Linked DNA regions of Homo sapiens: region 1 is linked to region 2. A link is a loop called in an ENCODE intact Hi-C map of the cell type or tissue named here. Cell type or tissue: B cell. All regions are shown on one strand. Each heading gives the region's core, and the rest is flanking DNA. Links, peaks and the distances in the headings are about the cores only. Region 1 has its middle 16 kb from the start of PPIF. Region 2 overlaps ZMIZ1 (zinc finger MIZ-type containing 1).

The links. Peaks named below come from ENCODE experiments on the same cell type or tissue, not always from the same donor. Only the 100,000 strongest peaks of a DNase experiment are listed, where the experiment ranks them.
Region 1: a loop joins it to region 2, with 4 times the contacts of the local background. A loop is called at or near these places in 18 of 110 quality-filtered maps.

Annotation. Positions count from the first base shown.
Region 1 is chr10:79,326,535-79,336,494 of GRCh38, forward strand. No RefSeq gene overlaps it. Among named protein-coding and RNA genes, the nearest start is that of PPIF, 16 kb to the right of the region's middle. RefSeq lists enhancers at 4,577-5,077, 4,752-5,951, 4,951-5,210, 5,078-5,578, 5,251-5,530 and 1 more and cis regulatory regions at 2,081-2,581, 2,115-2,615, 2,291-2,791, 5,069-5,569, 5,139-5,639 and 1 more. In B cell, for the core only: no CTCF peak of the experiment used is centred there; a DNase peak (open chromatin) is centred at 5,407.
Region 2 is chr10:79,237,404-79,247,363 of GRCh38, forward strand. The region is part of intron 7 of ZMIZ1 (zinc finger MIZ-type containing 1); the gene reads left to right. Among named protein-coding and RNA genes, the nearest start is that of PPIF, 110 kb to the right of the region's middle. RefSeq lists enhancers at 2,144-2,772, 2,773-3,400, 4,441-5,392, 7,604-7,683, 7,854-7,983 and 5 more, cis regulatory regions at 4,684-5,184, 5,263-5,763, 5,320-5,820, 5,329-5,829, 6,225-6,725 and 3 more and silencers at 4,894-5,033, 5,084-5,193, 5,464-5,753, 6,144-6,473, 9,889-9,958. In B cell, for the core only: no CTCF peak of the experiment used is centred there; DNase peaks (open chromatin) are centred at 4,858, 5,458, 6,448, 7,718 and 3 weaker places; H3K4me3 peaks cover 4,825 bases; H3K27ac peaks cover 3,917 bases.

The sequences.
Region 1 (9,960 bases), core at 965-8,964, 89 kb after region 2:
GTCTGTGTGTGTTTCTGTGTGTGTCATCAGGGCTCCCTGTGTGTGTCTCTGTGTGTATGTCTCTATGCGTGTCTGTGTGTCTCTATGTGTGTGTCTGTGTGACCTTGTGTGTGTGCATATATGTGTGTGTCTGTGTTTTCTGTGTGTGTCTGTGTATCTGCCTGTGTGCTTTGTTTCTGTATCTGTGTGGTGTTTCTGTGTGTGTCTGTGTGTGTCTGTGTGTCCATGTGTTTGTGTGTCTGTGCATGTGTGTCTCTCTGTGTGTCTATGTGTTTCTGTATCTGTGTGTGTGTGTGTGTGTGTGTCTGTGTATGTGGGTGTCTGTGTGTGTGTGTGTGTCTTCAAACTGAGATGTCTCCCCACCAGCTCTTTCATCTAGGAAGAAACCCAGGAATTAAGGTGACATGATTTGGACAGGATGCTCTTCATTGTTGTTGTCAGGTTAATGGAAGCAATGCTTTGCAGTGCAATTCAGAGCAGGAAGGAGTATGAGCTTTGTAAATGCAGAAAATCAGGGTTACTGTCAGGAAAAGGGTCATGTTGATGTGAAATGGAGAATGTGAATGTTTCTTATAGATCTGGTCACCTTCATCCACCATGTGGGAGGTCCCAATCTCTGAAACTGCCACGTAGAAAGATCTCATGGAGTGACCACATGCAAAGTGAGAGATGCTCAGTGAGCCCTGCTAGCTGAGTCTTTCGAGCCTGGGCCCCAGACCTGTGAGTGAAGACGCCTTCAAGATGAACCCAGCCCAGCCACCATCTGGCCAAGGCTGTGTGCCACCTCAAGGAGGAACCGCATAGCTGAGTCCAGTCAAGCTCTAGATCCCTGAGCAGAATCCGTGATTGTCATGGTTTAAAGCTGCTGTTCTGGGCAAGCTCGCCGTGCAACAATAGAACCCAAATCGCCACCTTGGAGGGAATTCATCTCTGCTGTGCAGGATGTGCTGGATCTGCAGACATTTGCCAAGAGCACAAGTTTGGGGAACGGAGGGATGGGGGTAAACCCTCTCCATCCTCTCCTGGGAACCCCGAGGACCATCCAAACAGGATGCCTGGGCTCAATGATAGTGCAAGGACCCAGAAGGGCCCAGGCTTTCATCATGGCTTCAGGGAATGGTGGGGTGTCCCAGGGAAGGGGAGAAAGAGATGGACTGTGGGAAGAGATGGAAGCTGTGGGAGGGAACTATGGGGAGCTTCCCAGGGGCGTGAAGAGGACCCCTCCTCCACATCCACTAGACAGAGGACACATCCCTGCTGTTTGTGAGGAGAGCATTCTGGTGCTAGGCTGGGCACCTTGCCTAATTCCTCCTAGTCCCAAAGTCTCTGAGACTTCAAAACCATCACCCAAGGCTGGGCATGGTGGCTCATACCTGTAATCCCAGCACTTTGGGAGGTTGAGGTGGGAGGATGGCTTGAGCCCAAGAGTTTAAGACCAGCCTGGGCAATATAGTGAGACCCTGTCTCTACAAAATATTAAAAAAAAAAAAAACTGGGCATGGTGGCACAGATCTGTAGTCCCAGCTACTCAGGAAGCTGCGCTGGGAGGATTGCTTGAGCCCAGGACATTGAGGCTGCAGTGAGCCATCATTGTGCTACTGCACTCCAGCCTGGGAGACAGAGCAAGACCCTGTCTCAAAACCAAACAAAAAACTATCACCCAACCCCACCCTGGGGAAAGGCAGGAGTGGGTCTGGAACTATAAGCTGAGGAGAGGTTCCGCTGGGTCCAGAAAGGAGGCAGCTTCTCCCTTGCCATGGCCTCTGAGCTGAGCAGGGCACCTGCCCCCAGCAGCGTGCAGATGGACAAACAAGAACACATCTGCGAACCTCTTGACTCCAGGAGCAGAAGGGGGCTGGAAGGAGAACTCCTGTCCCGGGTTCAATCTGGAGGGCCTAGGGCTTGGCGCTGCTGGAAGCAGGAAGAGCACCAGCAGCCACTGGAGCAACTTGGGTAATGGGGGCTCCCTCCCCTCCGGCCATTACCAGGAGCTGGAGACAGGAACAGGAACCCCAGGTGGGCCATCTCACCAGCCCTCAGGGGCTTCATAAAGAAAGAAGCTGGAAAGGCCCAAGGATGCAGGCCCCAGAAGCCCCATGCTGCCTGCTGAAGATCAGCCCCCACCTCTGCTGCTGCCACAGTAGACCAGAAGGAGCAAGTGCAAAGAGGAGCCAGGTGTGTGTCAAGGCCTTGGAGGAAAGTGTCACCTCAAGGGGTGCTTTGAGCCACCTTCACCCCATGAGCACTAATCATACCATTAAGGAGGCCTTGCAGGTCCCCCTCCCATACTTCCCATGTGAACTGCACACCTCCTGAGAGAGGGAGCCCCGAGAATGACTTCATGCTCATGTGCTGGTGACTCACCTGAGCTGGGCTGAGGGCAGGGAAGAGGCTCGGGAGACACGCTGCTGCTCCTTGACCATCCTGCCACATGCTGCCCAGCCCGAGTGATGGAAACTAAGGCAACGCCCTGAGATGTGGCCCACAGGGCCATGTGGTTCCTGCTGGGCCTGGAATCACTTCCTGGTATGGTGACACCAATCCTTGGCCCTCAGAGCTGGCCAGGCCACAAGGAGCCTGCCCAGGGCAGGGAGTAAGAGAAGCCAATTGCCATGCTTCTGTAGCCATGTGGTCTCATGCACTCTCAGGGCCTCATTGCCTCACCTGGGCAGTGGGCATCCTGCCTTCACATCTCCTCTCCACAATCCCCGCTTGCTGAACAGAGCGGGTGAGCGAGCAGATGAGACCAGGGCTGTGAGAGGGCTCTGTGGACTGTGGGGGATGCCGCACACAGAGGACGCACTATCCTTGCTCTGATGCCCAGGAGAGGTAGGCCTGGCCCTTACCCTCATGAAGTCCCAGCCTTGTCCGGGAGACCCACTGTGGACTTGTGAAAGTGCAGATGGGTTCGTGTTGAAACGGAAGTGCCTACAAAGCACTGTGGAAATGTGGAGAAGGACGGCAGGCAGGGACTGGGGCACGTCAGGTTGACTAAGTGCTCAATTATTATCTGTTCCTGCACGCCACGAGGGATTTAGTCTGTTTTGTTTGCTGCTGCGTCCCTAGTGCCTGGAATAGAGCCTGGCATACAGCAGGTGCCTAAATAATTGCTTGTTGCATGAATGAATGGATGAATGAATGAGAGAGGGAAGGGAAGGCTGTCAGGTGAGCTGAACCATAAAGGGTGAGTCAGAGGTGAGGTGGAACCGACAGTCCAGGACGCAGGAACAGGACGTGCAGGCACTCAGAGGCCCACGGCAGAGAGTGCATCTGGAAGTGGCGGTTTCCATGGGGCCTGCAGGAGAGGAAGACGATGTGGGGGAATCTGGGTTTGGGAATCTGGGTCTTTACTCTGAGGACAGTAGGGAGCTATAAGGGGTAGCCTGCTAATTGGATGTGGTGGGTTTGGTTTTTCAGATAGCTTTTTCAGGTAGTGTCTAATTCAATGGCTTTTAGTATACTCACAGACTTGTGAACCACCACGATAAATGTTAGAACACTTATATCACCCCAAATAGAGATCCCACACCCACTGGCTATCACCCTCCAACCTCCCATCTCCTCAGCCCTAGAAAAGCACCAATATATTTTCTGTCTGTATAAATTTGCCTACTTTGGACATTTTATATTAATGGAATCATACACAAGGTGGACTTTTGTGATGAGCTTCTTTCACCAGGTGTAACATTTTCAGTGTTCATTCCTGTTGTATATCAGTATCTCATTTCTTTTTATTACCAACTAGTATTCCATTGTGTGGATTTACCGCCTTTTGTCTGTCCGTTTGCCAGCCGATGGACATTTGGGATGTTTAGAAGTGGTTTTTAAAAAGATCCTCGGATGGTTAAAATTAACAAGACTAAAAATACCAAGTGCTGGTGTGGACGTGGAACAACCGGACCTCTCATATATTAGTGCTGGGCGTCTATAATGGTATGACCACTTTGGAAAAGTTTGTCAATTTCTTATAAAGATAAACATATATTTACTGTATATCCCAGCGATTTAACTTACAGGAATTTACCCAAGAGAAATGAAGACATATCCACACAAAAACACGTACACAAGTGGTCAGGGCAGCATTATCCATAACAGTAAAAATCTGGAAACAGTCTAGTTGTCCATCAACATGAGAATGAATAAACAAATTGAGTCATGTTTATAAAATGGAAACTTATCCAACAATAAAAGTCACAAAAGATGGATGAAGACGAAAAGCACAGTGGGTGAAAGAATCCAGACATAAAGGAGCATTAATGTATAATTACTAAAAAATTCTATTTTATGTGAAGCTTAAGAACCCACAAAGCTCATTTCTGGGGGGTAGAAGTCAGCACAGAGGGTTTTTTGGGTGTAGGCTGGGTGACTGGAGGCAGGGGTAGAGAAAACTTTCCAAGGTAATTGAAGTATTCTATGCCTTGACATGACTGGGTATTGGTCGCACAGGAGTATGCATTTATCAAAACTCTTTAAACTTCATTCTTAAGATCCATGCATTGTATTGAATGTCAATTATGCCTGAATAAAGGAGGGGGAAAATGTTCCACCTGGAAGAATGAAGGAGACTGGACTTTGGGGCTAGGATTGGAGGGCAGGGAGGGGCCTACTGCAGTCTCTAAGGTAGGGGGCCGCAGAATGGGGAGGAAGGATGGACCCGAGGGATGCCAAGGAGGTATAGAGGAAAGGGTGGATGCCTGATTGGCAGGAGTGGGGTCAGTGGGAGAGAGAGGGGGCAAGGGTGACTCAGGTTCCTCTCTTGGCACCTGTGATGGGTTAGTCCTCAGCCTGGTCCAGCTCCATCCCGTGGGCTTCCTGGCTGAGTGAAGCCAGGCCCCGGCTGACTCACTTCTGACCATGAGGTGTGCCCTGCCCTGGTCAGCCGGCCTCACAGGCTCACCTGTGTCAGCCTCCTGTGATGCTCCCTGACTCGCGGGAGGAGAAGCCCAGATGACTTGGGCTTTGTGCAGTCAGCTGACAGAGCCCTCTAGCTCTCCAGATGTGCTTGGCAAGCCAGTTGGGCTCATGGGTGGCTTGGGGTGCCCAGGGAACCTTCAGAACCTGCATTGAGAATGGCCTTGGAAGTGTAGCACAATCTTTCTGTATTACAGAGGAGAAGACTGAGGCCCAGGAGGGCAGGAAGTAGCTCCAGGTCCCCCTCTTCCCACCTCCTCCCTATTCCCCTCTGATTTCAGCTCTGCAGCTGGTACAGTGGCCCACACTGGAGACAGAGGAGGGGCAGTGGTGGGAAGCCCCCAGGAGTCATGACCCCTCAGAGTACAGCACACTAGGGTGCGGAGGCATAGACACCCTTGGCCAGCGCTCTCTGAGTGCCTCAGCAGCTCAAGTGTGCGGTGGCCTTGGGAAGAGCTGGTGGGAAAGTCCCAGGCATGTGTCATCCTGTTGTCATCTATCCCACCCCGGGGACTTCCCCATATGAGCATCTTCTCCTCGTCATCTAGCCCAGCCCCCTTGCCTCAGACAAGGACTTCTCAATTCCCGTGAGATGTATTATGCTGTGTTCTGAGAACCAAGCCTCTTGGAAGGGGAGGAGAGATAATGCACCTTCTGGGCTCTGCTTCCACGCCAGCACACTGAACTCTTCTGGAATAAAGGAATTGTGTTTGTGTTTTAAAAATGCTTTATTGAAGTATAACAAAAATATAATGAGTACACAGATCATCAATGTAGAGTTTGGTAAATATACACATATGTACACCATGCAGATCAAGATTTAGAACACTTCCAGGACTCCAGAAGGCTGGCTCCCTTGTACCCACTTCCAGTGACCCCCTCCCCCAAAGTAGCCCCTATTCTGACTTATCTCACCATAGATTAGTTTCACCTACTCTTGTACTTTCCATAATCATATAGCATATCCTCAAGATTTTTGTAGCCTCTAGTCCCAGCTACTTGGGAGGCTGAGGTGGGAGGGTCGCTTGAGCCCATGAGATGGAGGCTGCAGTGAGCTGTGTTTACACCACTGTACTACATCCTGGATGACAGAATGAGACCTTGTCTCAAGGGAACAAAAAAGGACTCAAATTAAAAATTTTTAAAAATTAGTGTGCCACAGATGCCGAGGTCTTCGGCCATGCCAATTGTCACTTGAGCTTCTAAACTGTCCCCATTAGAGTCAGGGCTCATCCTCTGAAGGGGCCGTGCTTCCAATCTTCCCTGGTGCAGTGATTTTAAAACATGCAATTTCTTTTCCACCCCTGGCATTAAGAGGTGGAGTCTTATTCCTCTTCCCTTGAATATGGGCTGGCCTCTGTGACTCACTTCTAACCAGCAGCATGTGGCAGAAGTAAGGCCATGTGTCTCCCGGCAGTAGGTCATGAAAGCAACACAGCTACTGCCCGGGTCTTGCTCCTGGGCTCTAGTTCTTGATACCCAGCTCCCACACCATGAGGAAGCCCAGGCCACATGGAGAGGACACAGCCTGTGTTCCAGCCGACTGCCCGGCCGAGGTCTCAGCTGCCAGACACATGAGTGAGATTCATCCATGTTGCTGCCTGCATCAGTAGCTGTTCTTTTTTATTGCTGAGTAGTATTCCACTGTATGGATGTACCACAATGCATGTATTCACCCTACTGTTCATGGGCACTTCGGTTGTTTCCAGTTTGAGGCACCTATGAACATTCACTTGAAGTATTTGTGTGGACATACATACTCATTTCTCTTTTTTAAATTTAAAATTTGTTTTTTTTGAGACAGAGTCTCTCTTTGTTGCCCAGGCTGGAGTGCAGTGGTGCAATCTAGGCTCACTGCAAGCTCCGCCTCCTGGGTTCACGCCATTCTCCTGCCTCAGCCTCCTGAGTAGCTGGGACTACAGGTGCCTGCCACCACGCCCAGCTAATTTTTCGTATTTTTAGTACAGACAGGGTTTCACCGTGTTAGCCAGGATTGTCTCAATCTCCTGACCTCATGATCTGCCCGCCTCGGCCTCCCAGAGTTCTGGGATTACAGGTGTGAGCCACCACACCCAGCCTTTAATTTTAATTTAAAAAAAAGTAGAGATGAGGTCTCATTATGTTGCCCAGGCTGGTCTCACACTCCTGAGCTCAAGTGATACTCGTTTCTCAGTCTCCCAAAGTGCTAGGATCACAGGGATGAGCCACCATGACTGGCCCTCATTTCTTTTAAATATATGCCTAGGAGTGGAATTTCTGAGTCATAGGTAAGCATATTTTTAGCTTTAGTAGATAACTGCCAAACAGTTTTCTAAAGTTATTGTACCAACTGACACTCCCACTAACAATGTATGGAAGTTCCAGCTATGCCACATCCTCAGCAACCCTTTTTAATTTTAGCCATTTTAGTGGGTATATAATAGTATCCCATTGGGGCTTTAATTCGCTTTGTCCTGATGACCCTAAAGATGCTGTCTGTCTACCTTCTCACATGATTATTGGTCATTTGGATACCTTTTTGTGTATATGTGAAATGCTTGCTCAAGTTTTTTGACCACTGTCTATTGGGCTGTTTACCATTTCTTATTGATGGATGTAAGTTCTCTATACGTAGTGAACATGAACTTTTGTCAGATGTATGTATTGTGACTATCTTGTCCTACTTTGTAGTTTTTTCCTTCCTTCCTTCCTTCCTTTCTCCCTTCCTTCCTTACTTCCTCCCTTCTTTCCTTCCTTCCTCCCTTCCGTCCCTCCTTCCTTTTCTTTCTTTTGATTCTCTGTTGCTCAGGCTGGAATGCAGTGGTATGATCCTAGCTCACTGCAACCTGGAACTCCTGGACACAAGCAATCCTCCAGCTTCAGCCTCCTAAGTAGCTAGGACTGTATACAGGCACATGCCACCATGTTCAGTTCAATTAAAAAAATTTTTTTTTTGTAGAGACAGAGCTGTGCTATGTTTCCCAGGCTGGGCTTGAACTCCTGGTTTCAGTGGATCCTCCTGCCTTGCCCTCCCAAAACACTAGGTTTACAAGCATGAGCCACTGCACCAGGCCTGTAGCTTCATTTCTTAATTCTGTTTCGTTAATGTTGTCTTTTGATGAATACAGGTTGCTAATGCTAATGAAGTCTAGGTTATCTGCCTTTTCTCTTATGTTTCATGCCTTTTGCAGCCTCTGTAAGAAATCTTTGAGAAGCCTGTTTTGTGCTGGCCAGGGTTATGCCAGCTTCCATTCTGTCCTTGCTCCAGTGTAGGAGTCAGTCCGTTATTTACTCTCCTGCCATCTGTCCATCAATTCACCTGCCCACCTATGCATCCACCCACCTACTCATCTCCCCATCCATACTCTATCACCATTCATACATTTACCCATCCATCCACCCACTGATCTACCAATATTTATTGCCATCACTGTGAGCTGAGTGATGACAGGTATTAAGAGACTGAGATGGTGGAGGAGCTACTGAGATGAACAAGACCTCCAAGGAGCTTATAATCTGATGGGAAAAGCACAATATACGCAAATCCTCGACAGATTTTTATCTACCCTCATGTTGTTCCGAAGTCTGTAGCTTTCATTCATTACTCTCCGGAACCTCCATCCATTTGTCCTTGTTCTGTGACACTCCTTCCAATATTTGGAGATTGTCTGATTTCCACAGGCCTGAGCTGCAAATAGAATACCCGACCTCCCTTGTTACAGAGACTTGGCCTTTATTGATGTGGCCTGAGATGGTTGCCAGCCCTGACCCATCAATGGCTTAAATTCTGCTTGTGAGCAGCCTGTATTCAGAGAAGTGTGACCCAGTGGGGGGACCACTTCTCCCAGGGCTGACTGACCAGCTGTGGGGGTTTGAAGGCTGGCTCTGTGGGACTGGCAGGTGGCCCAGTCTGGCAGCAGAGAGGCAGGCAGTGGGCCTCAGCAGGAGTTTCAACAGGCTGACGGAGTGGGCAGAGAGGAAAATGGGGGTGGGTATAAGCTGTCACACTAAAGGGTAGACTCCTTCCTGGCTTGAAAATAGGGTGGATTCTGGCTCTTTTTTGCCGGGTCTCAGGTCAAGCTGGGGCCTAGGGTCTTGAGGTGGGGCATGGGGATAGTGGCAGGGAGGTCAGTAGGCCTCTACTCCTCCTGAGAGGCCCCCATCTGGACTCTAGCCATGAACTGGGCTAAAGTACCGCAGCTCCCCAGCCCTAGCCTCTGCCTGCCTCTCTCACCTTGACCTCTTCCTAGGGGCAGTGGCTCAAAACCAACAAAAACAACAAAGATCCCGCCAGCCCTGTCCTCAACATAGCCAGGCCCTGGTCACTCCTCTGAGAACTGACTGCCCAGAACTCCCCAGCAGGCCTGGCTGTGGTCCCGCCTGGCAGCACCTGCCCTCTCGAGGACACTGACCCTTTGTTGGAGGAGATGGCTTGTGGGGACAGCCTTGAGGAGGGGCTGAGCTGAGCGGGTCAGGCTGGCGCCAGGCGAGACCAGGAGCCTCAGCACACAAGGCCTCCTATACAGTGGCCTAGCCGGGGCAAGACCGGGCCCTGAGCAACAGTCCAACTGCAGAGTCTGATGGGGCTGGAGCCGGGGTCAGGACCAGGGAGGGTGAGCAGGGCCTCTACACTGGACACGCAGAGTCCTTCCTCTCTCCCTCCCACCTCTCTCCCCTGAGCTTAGCCCCTCTCCCTACGGTGACCCTGCCAGCTCCAGCCCAGGGGAACCACACCCACACCTGCCAGGGGTGACTGGACCCACCTTTCTTGTCCCTCCACCAGACAGAGAACCTCAGAGTGGCCTCTCTGCTACCTCTTTCCTCTGAACTTAGGGGTAACAAAGGCACCCTGGCTGGAAGTCAGCCCTTCCTGGCCTCAGTGCCTGAGCTGACCAGAGGCAGGTCTGGGCCTAAAGGAGGTCATTTCTGGCCTTGCTCTGTGGCAGCCTAACACTAAGTGTTTTCCCTGTGGCATCTCATTGGACCACACAGCAATCTCTGGAGGAGGTACCGATATTAGCAGCATAAATCAGTGGGGAGCCCAGGTGTGAGCCCAGACTGTCTGATCCC
Region 2 (9,960 bases), core at 1,142-9,141:
GCCACACAGCGGGTGGCTTACACAATAGCGATTCACTGTCTCACAGTTCTGGAGACCTAAAAGCCCAGAGGAAGGTGTCAGTAGGGCCAAGGTCCCTCAGAAGGCTCTAGGGAAGGATCTTCTCCAAGGTTCTCTCCTCGCTTCTGGTAGTTTCTTGGCTTGTGGCAACATAACTTCAGTCTTCACGTGGCATTGTCCCTGCATGCATGTCTCTGTGTCTAAACTTCTTTTTATAAGGACACTAGTTCTGATGGATTAGGGCCCACCCTAATGACCTCATCTTAACGTGGTCATCTGCAAAGGCCCTACTTCCTTCCAAATAAAGACACATTCACAGGTTCTGGGGGTTAGGAGTTCAACATTTTTTGTGGGGACACAGTTCACTCCCTAACACCATGGCTTCTCAATTGGTCTTTCCTAGGACCTGGTGTTAGGTGGTCTCACCCTTGTTTTACAAAGGAGGAGGTCGAGGCTCTGAAAGCCTAACAGCTCGTCAGGGCCACCAGCTAGTCAGAACTTGTTTCCTGAGCCTCAGCCTCCAAATCCAGGCTCCTCCCTTCCCTCTGCAGCGCCTCAGTTAGCCAGGAGAGCATGGCCAGTTCCTTCCTGTCTCCGCCCTAGCCCTGGGGGCAGCCCCAAGCCCTACCGGCTCCCCGCTTGCCCCCTCCCCGCTCGGTAGCCTGGGGCTGAGCAGGTAGCTGAGCAGGCTCCTCTGAATGATCATTTTGTGTCTGGTTCACGTGCCCCCTCCCCTCAGAATCCTCTCTTCTCCTCTAGCCTGGCAGGATGCTTTCCTGGAACCCCAGTAACCTTGCCCTTGTAGAACTTCTCGGAGGTACTGAGTGGAGGTGTGGGGCACCGGGTGGTATTGTTTTCAAAATGAAACGATTATAGGATTTGGGTGGAAGCCAAATGCAGACTTCTGGGAATGCAGCCTGGGTCCAGGATGAGTGGCCCTGCTGGAGGATACGCCCAGGAAGGGGAGCGGGGTAGAGTGGCAGGAGGCTAAGAGGCATGGAGGTCTCACTGTGCATCGTGTCCCTGTCCCCCACTCAGGTGGAGCCCCAGCAAACTCAAAATGTCACACAAATGCTTACAAATGCATAGATGCTAAACTCTAAAAAGAAACACAATGAAGCAAGAACTATTTCAGTATTTGTAATGTGGTATGAGGGAAAGAATATAAAACGGAGTTGGGGGCATGAGCTCTCATCACAGCTCTAATTGACTGTGTGACCTGGAGGTCACCTTCCTTCTCTGGATCCTAGACTCCCACCTTGGGAATATGTGATGGTTATCAATGCATACTTTTGAACTGGATTGCCAAGTCATTTAAACCCTTGGGCAAATTGTCTAAACCTCCCTGCGCCTCTGTTTTAGTTTCTGTACAGTGGAAATAGCTCCTGTCAGAAAGGTCTGGTGGTGAGGATTGTTAATACTTGGAAAATGCCTGGAAGTGTGCCTGCCAACCAGCAAGCTCTCAGTAACCATGAGCTGCTTATTACACCAGGAGAGCAGAGGCCAGGATCCTGCTTGGGCCCCTAGCTCTGTGACCCCGTGTGTGGACACAGGAGGGGTTCTGAGGTCTGGTGGGGATGCCTGCATTGGCCAGGAGCTCAACCGCAACTGTCCCTTTCATCTTAAAGACTAAGTGAAGACCTGAGGAGGTTGACCAGGATGAGGGGGGAAAGGGAGTGGGGACAGAGAGAACAGTGTCATAAAGACACATGAGAGTTTATGCCCTGACCCCTCAGAGGTTGGCAGAAGCCCCAGGAAGGGGTCTCTGGAGGCAGAGCCCCTGAGTTGTCTCATGCCCCAGGGCTGCTGTTTGAGCCTTCCTTGGGCAACTGAGCTGGCTGTGTGATAGCTGCTCCATGCCAGGTCCCCGGTATGTGTGCATCCATTTGTTGAATGCCCACTCTATGCTCTACACTCCCACGTGTCCTGAGAAGGACCAGGGATGTGAAGGTGGATGGCCCAGGCAGCTCCCAGGGCCTGAGCTCATGCCTGTCACTCTCACGTGGACACGTGGCTGGGGCCTCCTTGTCCACCTCACCCTCCCTCTGAGCGCCTACGCCCGCATGGGTGACATCTCCGAGTCATAGGATCCTTGCTCAGCCCTGCTGAATCAGCAGACCCTGCCTGAAGAAGAGCTCTGTGTCTCAGAACCCAGCACCCAGCAGAGCCGTCCCTGGCTTCATTGTTCTCCCTCTAAGCGGTCAGAGGGAGCCTGGCTTTTGTATGCTTGTCTTTCCTTGCTAGTGGCCTCTCAGCCCCCAGGCCTCCCACTATGCAAAGCCTTATACAGGAGGTGACCCAGCCCAGAACCACTTTGACCCCTGGGTGACCTACATCCTAGGTGGCTTGATTCTTTTTACTGGGTAATGCTGGGACAGGATCCAGGAAGCCCATCCCTCTGTGGGTAAACAGGGGAGCCCTGGAGAAGGCCCCTGTCTGCGCCCCCAGCTTGACTGGAAGGGTCCCCACCCGCCCCCACCCCAACCCCACCCAGTTGGTCTTGCAGAGGCAGGCTCCGCATGGCAGGCTCCTCCAGCTGGGTAAAGCATCCTCCCTCCCCTTGCTCTCCCGAGCAAGCCACCACTGCCTTCCCGGCTGCAGCGCCGTGATTTATCGGCGGCTCCTCCTCGCCAGGGCCCACGGCAGGAGGAGTTCAAACACCCGCGAGAAAAGCCACCCGCTATTGATCCTCGCGTCAGGCCTCCCAAGCGCTGGCGGGCATTCATCAAGGAGCCGCAGCGCGGGGGCTGCAGCTCGCCCTTTCTTCTTCCTTTCTTCTCTCTCCCAAGTCATTCCCCTGGGGCTATGCCCCCCTTGCCGAGGTCACTCAGAGAGCTCACCAAGTGCCTGTGAGCTGAGGTGGAGAGCGCCTTTGTCTGCGGCCTCTTTGCTGTAGATCCTTATCAAGGGGGTGGAGCGGGCTGCTTTGGGCCCCAGGCTTTTGAGCAAATCTTTGGAAGTTGGAGAAGTGGAGTTGGAACTCGGAACAAGTGGAGAAGGCCCTCTGAAGCAGAGACTGGTTGGAGTGCCCGTATTTCTGTAGACCGGAGGCGTGTAACTAGAAAGAGTTTGCTAACCAAGTGGGCCAGAGAGAGCCTTGAAATTAGCATCTGAAAACCCCAGCTTTGGCCTGAAGGCCTCCCGTGCAGTCTGGTGAATGGATGCTTGAAAACAATTTGTTTTCCTAATTACGTAAATCTAGTGAAGAGTATTTATCTTTTTTTTTTTTTTTTTTTTTTTTTTTGCTTACCTGGGGAAAGTCTAAAATCTCTGGTCTCAAGCCGGAGGAGCGTATATTAATTCTCTTCTCCAGCCCCACCCTATGACTTACCAGAGTGGGTACCTGGGAGAACAGGGAGATGGGGTAGGGAGACTGGCAGGTTGTCTTTATTGAAGTTTCCTGGGCAATGCCACCAGGTCTGTCCCCCTCTGGTATAAACCTCTGCTCAATTCCAGTCCAAATTCTGGCTCAACCTACCAAAGTGGTTTTGCTGAACTCAGCTCCTGGGGCTGGCCACATGGTACCAACACATATAGGATATCTCAAAAATGAATTTGGAAGTCCCAAACATGCGGGTCTTTGGTGGCTCAGAAAGCACTAAGGATCAGATTAGAATAGTGAACTGCCATTGCACAGAATGGGGAAGGGTTTGTGTTCTGGTTATTTCAGATAGTGGCTCTTTGGATTCTGGATAATGGAGGTCCAAGTGTTGACATTGTTAAAAACCAGATTAACAGTAGAAACCAGATCTTAGGTACATCCATCTCAGTGTTCTCTTGGAACACGTGAGCCATATTGTCCCACCACATCTGTTTTCTGGGTGTCATTTGCTGAGCAGTGGGCTTTAGAGTAGGTCAGTCATCTGGAGGATCTGCAGTGGGGAGATGGGCGAGTCTTCACTGGACCCCTGCCTGCGGTGCTGCTTGGGAGGGCAGGGCCCCAGTGAATGTCTCAGTGAGTAAATGACTGTCCCCAAAGAAGCCATAATAACCTACAAGGAGATGAGATGGAGGTGAGGATAAGCAGAGCCTGGAATTTGTGCAAAGCTGAAGGGAAGTCCTTCCCCTGGCTGCCCTGGGGTTGGCCTGCCAGTAAGGGGATGCCAATTAATTTCTCTTGCAGGAAGCTAGTTCGTGTCCAAAAGGCTCAAGTTATGAAGTACGAATTAATCCATTTAACCAGCTTCTCGGAGGGAAAGCCCATGACAACTGCATTTTCAAATGCCATCCTGAAAGCGATATTTCAAGTGGCAGTGGGTGGGATTAGAGCCTGCTAACGATTTATGTCAAACAAGGAGCAAGAACATTATTTCTAGATAAGTGATTTGTCCCAGCAACTTCCAGGGCCGGCAGGAAGGTTTAGGGGCCAGCCAGAGGCTGAGGCTGAGAAGAGGGGATGGAGTCAGGAGATGTCACCTCAAAGGCCAGTGAACCTGGTCAGCTCCCGGTGTTGGCCAGGGCAGCAGGGCACGGCAGTCCAATACAGAGGAGATTTTAAAGACAGTCATGGCTGCCCTTCTTTGGGGATGAATGATGGGGACTCACTTACCTTCCTAAGTGTTTGGGGCAGTTAGGTCACCACACAAGCAACTTTCACAGGCAGGTGGGTGGGGCTGGGGGAGGGAGCTATAAAATACAGTTTCTCCCGAGGGGGTAATGATGACAGGGAGTGCCCACGAAAGAGGAAGGGGCGAAGATCTCTGGAGGTGGGACAGCAGGTGGGCTTCCAGGGGTGTCTAAGGGGCAGAGAGGTGGGGGGTGAGCAAGCGCTGAAAGCCCGGAGCCCTTGCGACAGACTGGCTGGAAGGAAGAGGCCTCGGCCACCACAGGATGCAATGTCAGGAAGGCAGCAGCTCCCGGGGCGGGGCAGGGCCGCGCGCAGCCGCCCCCGGCTTCCCTCCTGCCGCCAGCTCCTGGTCACAGGAACTCCCCGAAGTCGGGGAGCGGGAGCGTACGTGCGCGTGTTCACCCTGTCCTGGGCCCCTCGCTCGGGGAATCCCGGGGGTGCCAGGGCACCCAGGGTCAGGGAAGTAAGATGCCGGGCCGCCTACCTTCTCCACCCCGTAGCCCGTTCCGAAAATCCTTTAAACCGAGATTTAATCTGGATGCCTAGCCCCGCCCTCCCCTCCCCTCCCCTCCCCTCCCCCCGGCCGAGGCCCCCTCCAGTTCAGCTCCCTCCTCCACCCCCTCCCCGCCGTGGACCCTCATTAGCATGCCCACTTGGGAGGATTCGCTGGGGGGCGGGAGACACCCGAAGTCATCCACCGCCAGCGCCTTCCCGGCGGCCTCCTCGGGCGACAGCGCTCCGGGAGCCCCACTCGCACAAGTGTTGCTTCCAATTAATTGCCTGGGCGGGGGAAGGAAAGGGGCCTCGTCGCCGCCCCCGCCCGGAGGCTGGAGTGCTGCTCGTCGGGTCGTGCGTTCGCTCGGCAGCGGCGTGCACCAGCACCACCCCTGCGTGCAAGTTTGAAATGTGAGCTGCCTCCGATTCATACTCGCTCGCGCTCCCTCGCAGCGAAGTGGCTGGGCTGACGGTCTGCGCGCGCGAGTGAGTGCGGGCGGCGGGCTGGGGGGCGGGGTGCGGACGGCGAGGCTCGCGGGGCGGGGAGGGCGCGCGCGAGCCGGGGCTCCCTGGAGACGCCAAGGCAGGTCTGCTCGCCTTTCATCTTCCTCCCGCGCTCCTCCTCCTCCTCCCTCCCCTCCCCCCGCCGCGGCTGGCCTGGCCTCCCCCGGAGCCCCCAGCCCCACGCGGGCACACGCAGGGTGGGTGGTCACGCCCGCAGGGTCCGCGAGCGCGGCGCAGAGCGCGGGCCGTGGGAAGTTTCTCCGGCGCGCCCCGTGCGCCCCCGCCCCCCGCGCGCCCCCGGCCCATCCCCGTCCCTGGAGAGCTGTCGCTTGCGCCCGGGCGCGCGGCTGGCTGCCTCCTCGGCGGCGGCGGCGGCGGCCCCATTAGCGGAGCCTCCGCCTATGATTGGCTTCGCCCGGGAAGCTGGAGACGGGCGATGAATAATTGATGTGTGCGGTGCGGTAGCCGGACGGCGGCGGCGGTGGCGGGCAGCAGCGAGCGGGAGCGCGGGAGCCGGAGCGCCCTCGGAGCGGGCAGCGCGGAGCGAGCGGGCGCCGGACCCGCCCGGGCCCCCGCGCCGCCGCCGCCGCCGGGGCGCGGAGCGGGGATGCAGGCGGCGCCCGCTGCCTGCGCGCAGCCTTTGTTCGGCGCTGGCTGAATCCTACCCGGAGTCGCTCGCCGCGGCCGCCGCCGGCCGGGCCCCAAGCCCCCGAGGGCGCCAGGGCGGGATCGCGACCGGTGCAACTTCTAGGTAAGTGCGGGGTCGGAGGGGTCGGCGCCTGGGCGCCCACGGGCCGGGCCCTGGGCTCCCTCCGGGCGCGGGGGTGAGTGTGCGTGCCTGTGTGTGACAGAGGAGGGCCGGTGCATTGTGGGTAGCGCCGTGTGCTGCATGGTGTCAGCCCCAGGCTTGGCCGCGAGAGTGGCACCGGCGTGCACCGGGCCGGTTTTGTGTGCCCACAGACGGGGCCTTCATTTCTCTTTGGGGCCACGGGGCAGAGTGCGCCCCCACCCAGGTCCCTGAAGGTGAAGTGTTGGCTCTCCAGCAGACATTTTACGAGGCTCTGTGCTCAGTCGGCTCACGCTGCAAAAATAAGAATCGGCCAGGATGCCTTCGGAGGCAGCGCCTGAGGGTCCTCGACTTCAAGCTGCTCCTTTGTCAGAATGCAGCCCTGATGCCTCCAGCGCGTAGAGACCCCACGGGCACTGGTGATGCCACCATTGCGGCAGGGTGCCCTTCGCAAAGGTGGTGGGTGCCGAATAGACTTCTGACAAGTGTTTGCTGGCAAGCTGGCTAGAGGAGAGAGGTGGATTTGCACCAGAGGGCAGGAAGCAGCCTTTCAGGAGATGCCTGGTTGTGAGGACCTTGTACAAGACCTTGGAGAAAGAGCCCCTTGATAGGGACTAAGAGGAGGCTGCCTGGGGTCCTGAGCATGTGGTTTTGGTATTGGTGTCTTCGAAGCCAAGCCATGGTGCGGTGGGCACCAGATAGGTACCAGTTCCTGGGTCGAGAAGCCCTCTGGGGGGAAACTAGGAGAGGTCAGCTGGCACTTCTTTAGACGGGTTTCAGGAGACTGTCATTCCTGCAGTGGGGACCCAGTCCCTTCGCCCTTGACCATCAGGCGAGACTGCCAGATGAGTGTTGAGCAGGGCTGATGGCTCTTCCAGCAGGAAGGCTTTGTGTGGCAGGTGGCATGGAGTTGGTGCCAGTGTGCTTCTCATTGGCCCATCTTTGAGAGTGGCCACAGAAATTGGGCTGAGGAGAGAAATCAGGCTGAGAGTCAGAAATCTGGCTGAGGAGTGAGTTGGGGTGAAAAGGCCGTGCCATCCTGAAGTCAGGGTGACCCCAGATGTTACGTGGGGGCTCCGGCTCCCCCAGTTATGGGGCTCTGGGCCTGAAGCTTATCTCCCATCTGCTATGGAGGAAAGGCCCTGTCCCAGGGGTTGCGTGGAAGGGTGACTCTTGGAGTCCACGTGGCTCCTAACAAGCCTTTCCCCTTTTTTTGTGTATAAGCCAGGCAGTGACTACCCTCCAACTAGCTGGATTCAAGTCCCCTTCTGAGCTATTTTTATCCTGAACTTCCTTAGTGAGAAACCACCAAACGGCGATGCTTTGGTGAGAATCTAGGTCTTTACCGGAAGCGCAGCCTGCACAGAGTTTACACCTCGCTACATAAGGCTGCCTCCACTGCCCTGCACAGCCCTCCCCTGGCTCAGAGCCCCTGTGCCTCTCTCATGCCTCTTGATTCTCATCACAGCCTGTGCGCTCAGGGACTTTTGAGCCCCAGTTTCAGATGGGAAAACTGATGTGCCCGAGATCATCCAGTTGGGGATGTAGGAGGCCAGGCCTGGCTCCAACAGGAGCAAGACCTTGATGCCAGTGGGCTCCCTGAAGGCAGGGACCACGTGTTTCTCATCACCGTATGCCCCAGTGCCAACTGTGGTGCCTGGCGGATGGTGGGTGCCCAGTGGCTGCTGAATGATGATGGCACGAGTGGAAGGCTGGTTGGGTGTGTTTTCCCCATTGGAGTTGGGACGGGGTCGGGGGGCAGAGGGATTGAAAGAGCACTTCCAGATCTCAGTCTGCATTGGTTGAGCACCCAGTCCATGCAGTCCCTGGGAACTCTGAGATGAGTCCCTAGTCTGGAGTCAGGCAGCTAGAGGGAGAAAGGTGCTTCCACAGAGGTTCTGCGGAAGTCCTGCCCGGGGCTTCCTGAATGTTGCCCCAGGGAGTAAGGAGTGACTGAGCTGGGTCTAAGATGACGCCATTCAGTACAGTAGCCACTGGCCACATGTGGCTGTTTGTGAATTTCAATTAATTAAAGGGATGAGTTAAGCTTATCCTTGGCACTAACCACATTCAAGCACTCAGTAGCCACCGAAGGCTGGTAGCCGCCTTGTTGGGCAGCTCAGACTCTAGAACATGTCCACCACAACAGGAAGCTCCATGGACGACAGACAGCGCTGTCCAGGAGGATAGACTTAAGACAGAGGTGCAGTGAGGACACTAGCTCAGAGCCCACAAGTGTAACAGTGCAGGCGAGTCTGTTAGATAAAGAGACCTCCTGTTTCTCTAGCATTTGTTTTGTGGCAGCCTGCTGCGGGGAAGGAGTAGACCAGCCAGGCATTCCCATTTAACACAGGAGAAAACTGAGGTTCACTTTTGCCCAAGGTCATCCAGCAAGAGGGTGGCATGAGTCCCAGGTCTCCAACCCCTTGGCCAGCACTCTGTCATCCAGCAGAGGTCAGCCAGGGGGCACGAGTGGGCAGCGGTCCCAGGAGCAGCCTCAGACCTCCCTGAGGGACAGTCTTGGTGCCAGTAGGCGTCAGTCCCTGTGAAGTCATCCATTGATCGGGCGGGAGCGCCAGCTCAGCCTCGGGTCCTCAGGAACAGAGAGTTCTGTGCTGGCAGAGCTGGAAGGAGCGGGCGCGAGGCTCTCTGGGCAAGGGAGGTGTTTACCTTGAGCGATGCGGCATGGGTCCCTCGGGAGAGGCTGGCTCCTCCATGGGGAAGGAACTCCTCAGTGGGGCCTGTGGCTGGGATCCTTAGCACCACCTCAGAGAGAGGGGTACAGGCCCGAACCCAGCAGGGAGAAGGATTTCGGGACCTTTGACTGGTACAGAGTGCACCTCACCCTTGCTCTTGCCCCGCCACACCGTGTCACAGAGCATCTGCTGGGCCTCCCTCGCCCTCCTTCCCCAAGCCTCGGCTGCAGGAGGAAACTCTCCCAGGGCCTGGCAGAGCAGCAGCTGCCTCACGAGGGAGCCTGCAAAGGGAAAAACAAGGCCTCCACCCTCGAAGCACTTCCAGCTTCCCAGGGAGCTCCCTGGCCAGACACCACAGGCAGGGAAGGAAGGCCAGCCCACTGGCCGGAGGGCCGAAGGGACTTCCTGCCCCAAGGTCACATGGCAGGAGAGGCCATGGATGGAGCCAATGCCCTCTCCCAGCCCACTGCAAATCCCAGTCTCCCAGTGGGAACGTGTGGTTTATGATTTCATTGTGCCTGCTGCCTGGTTTCCTGCTCCAGCCCTGAGGTGAGGGTTAGCTTCCTGTGGCCTTGTCCCTGTGTCCTGAGGTGCCCACTCCCCCAGCAGCAGGCCTTGCTGCCGCCTCCAGCTCCCATGGCCCTGACCTGACTGAAGTGGGAGGTCTGAAAATGCGGTGGCTTTCTGCAGGGACCCCCGCACACCAGAAAGAGGGTTCTTCAAGGCCCATCAGGGCAGCTTGAGGGATGCGAGGACCTTTGGCGACACTCTCAGGTTTCCAGTCCTCTAGAGGGAGAAAATGGTCAGGGGCGGGGCACTGATGAGGCCTTTCCGGGGAGCCCTTCCAGGACCCATAGTGAGTCCCTCGGGGAAGCTCACAGTGTCCTTGTTCC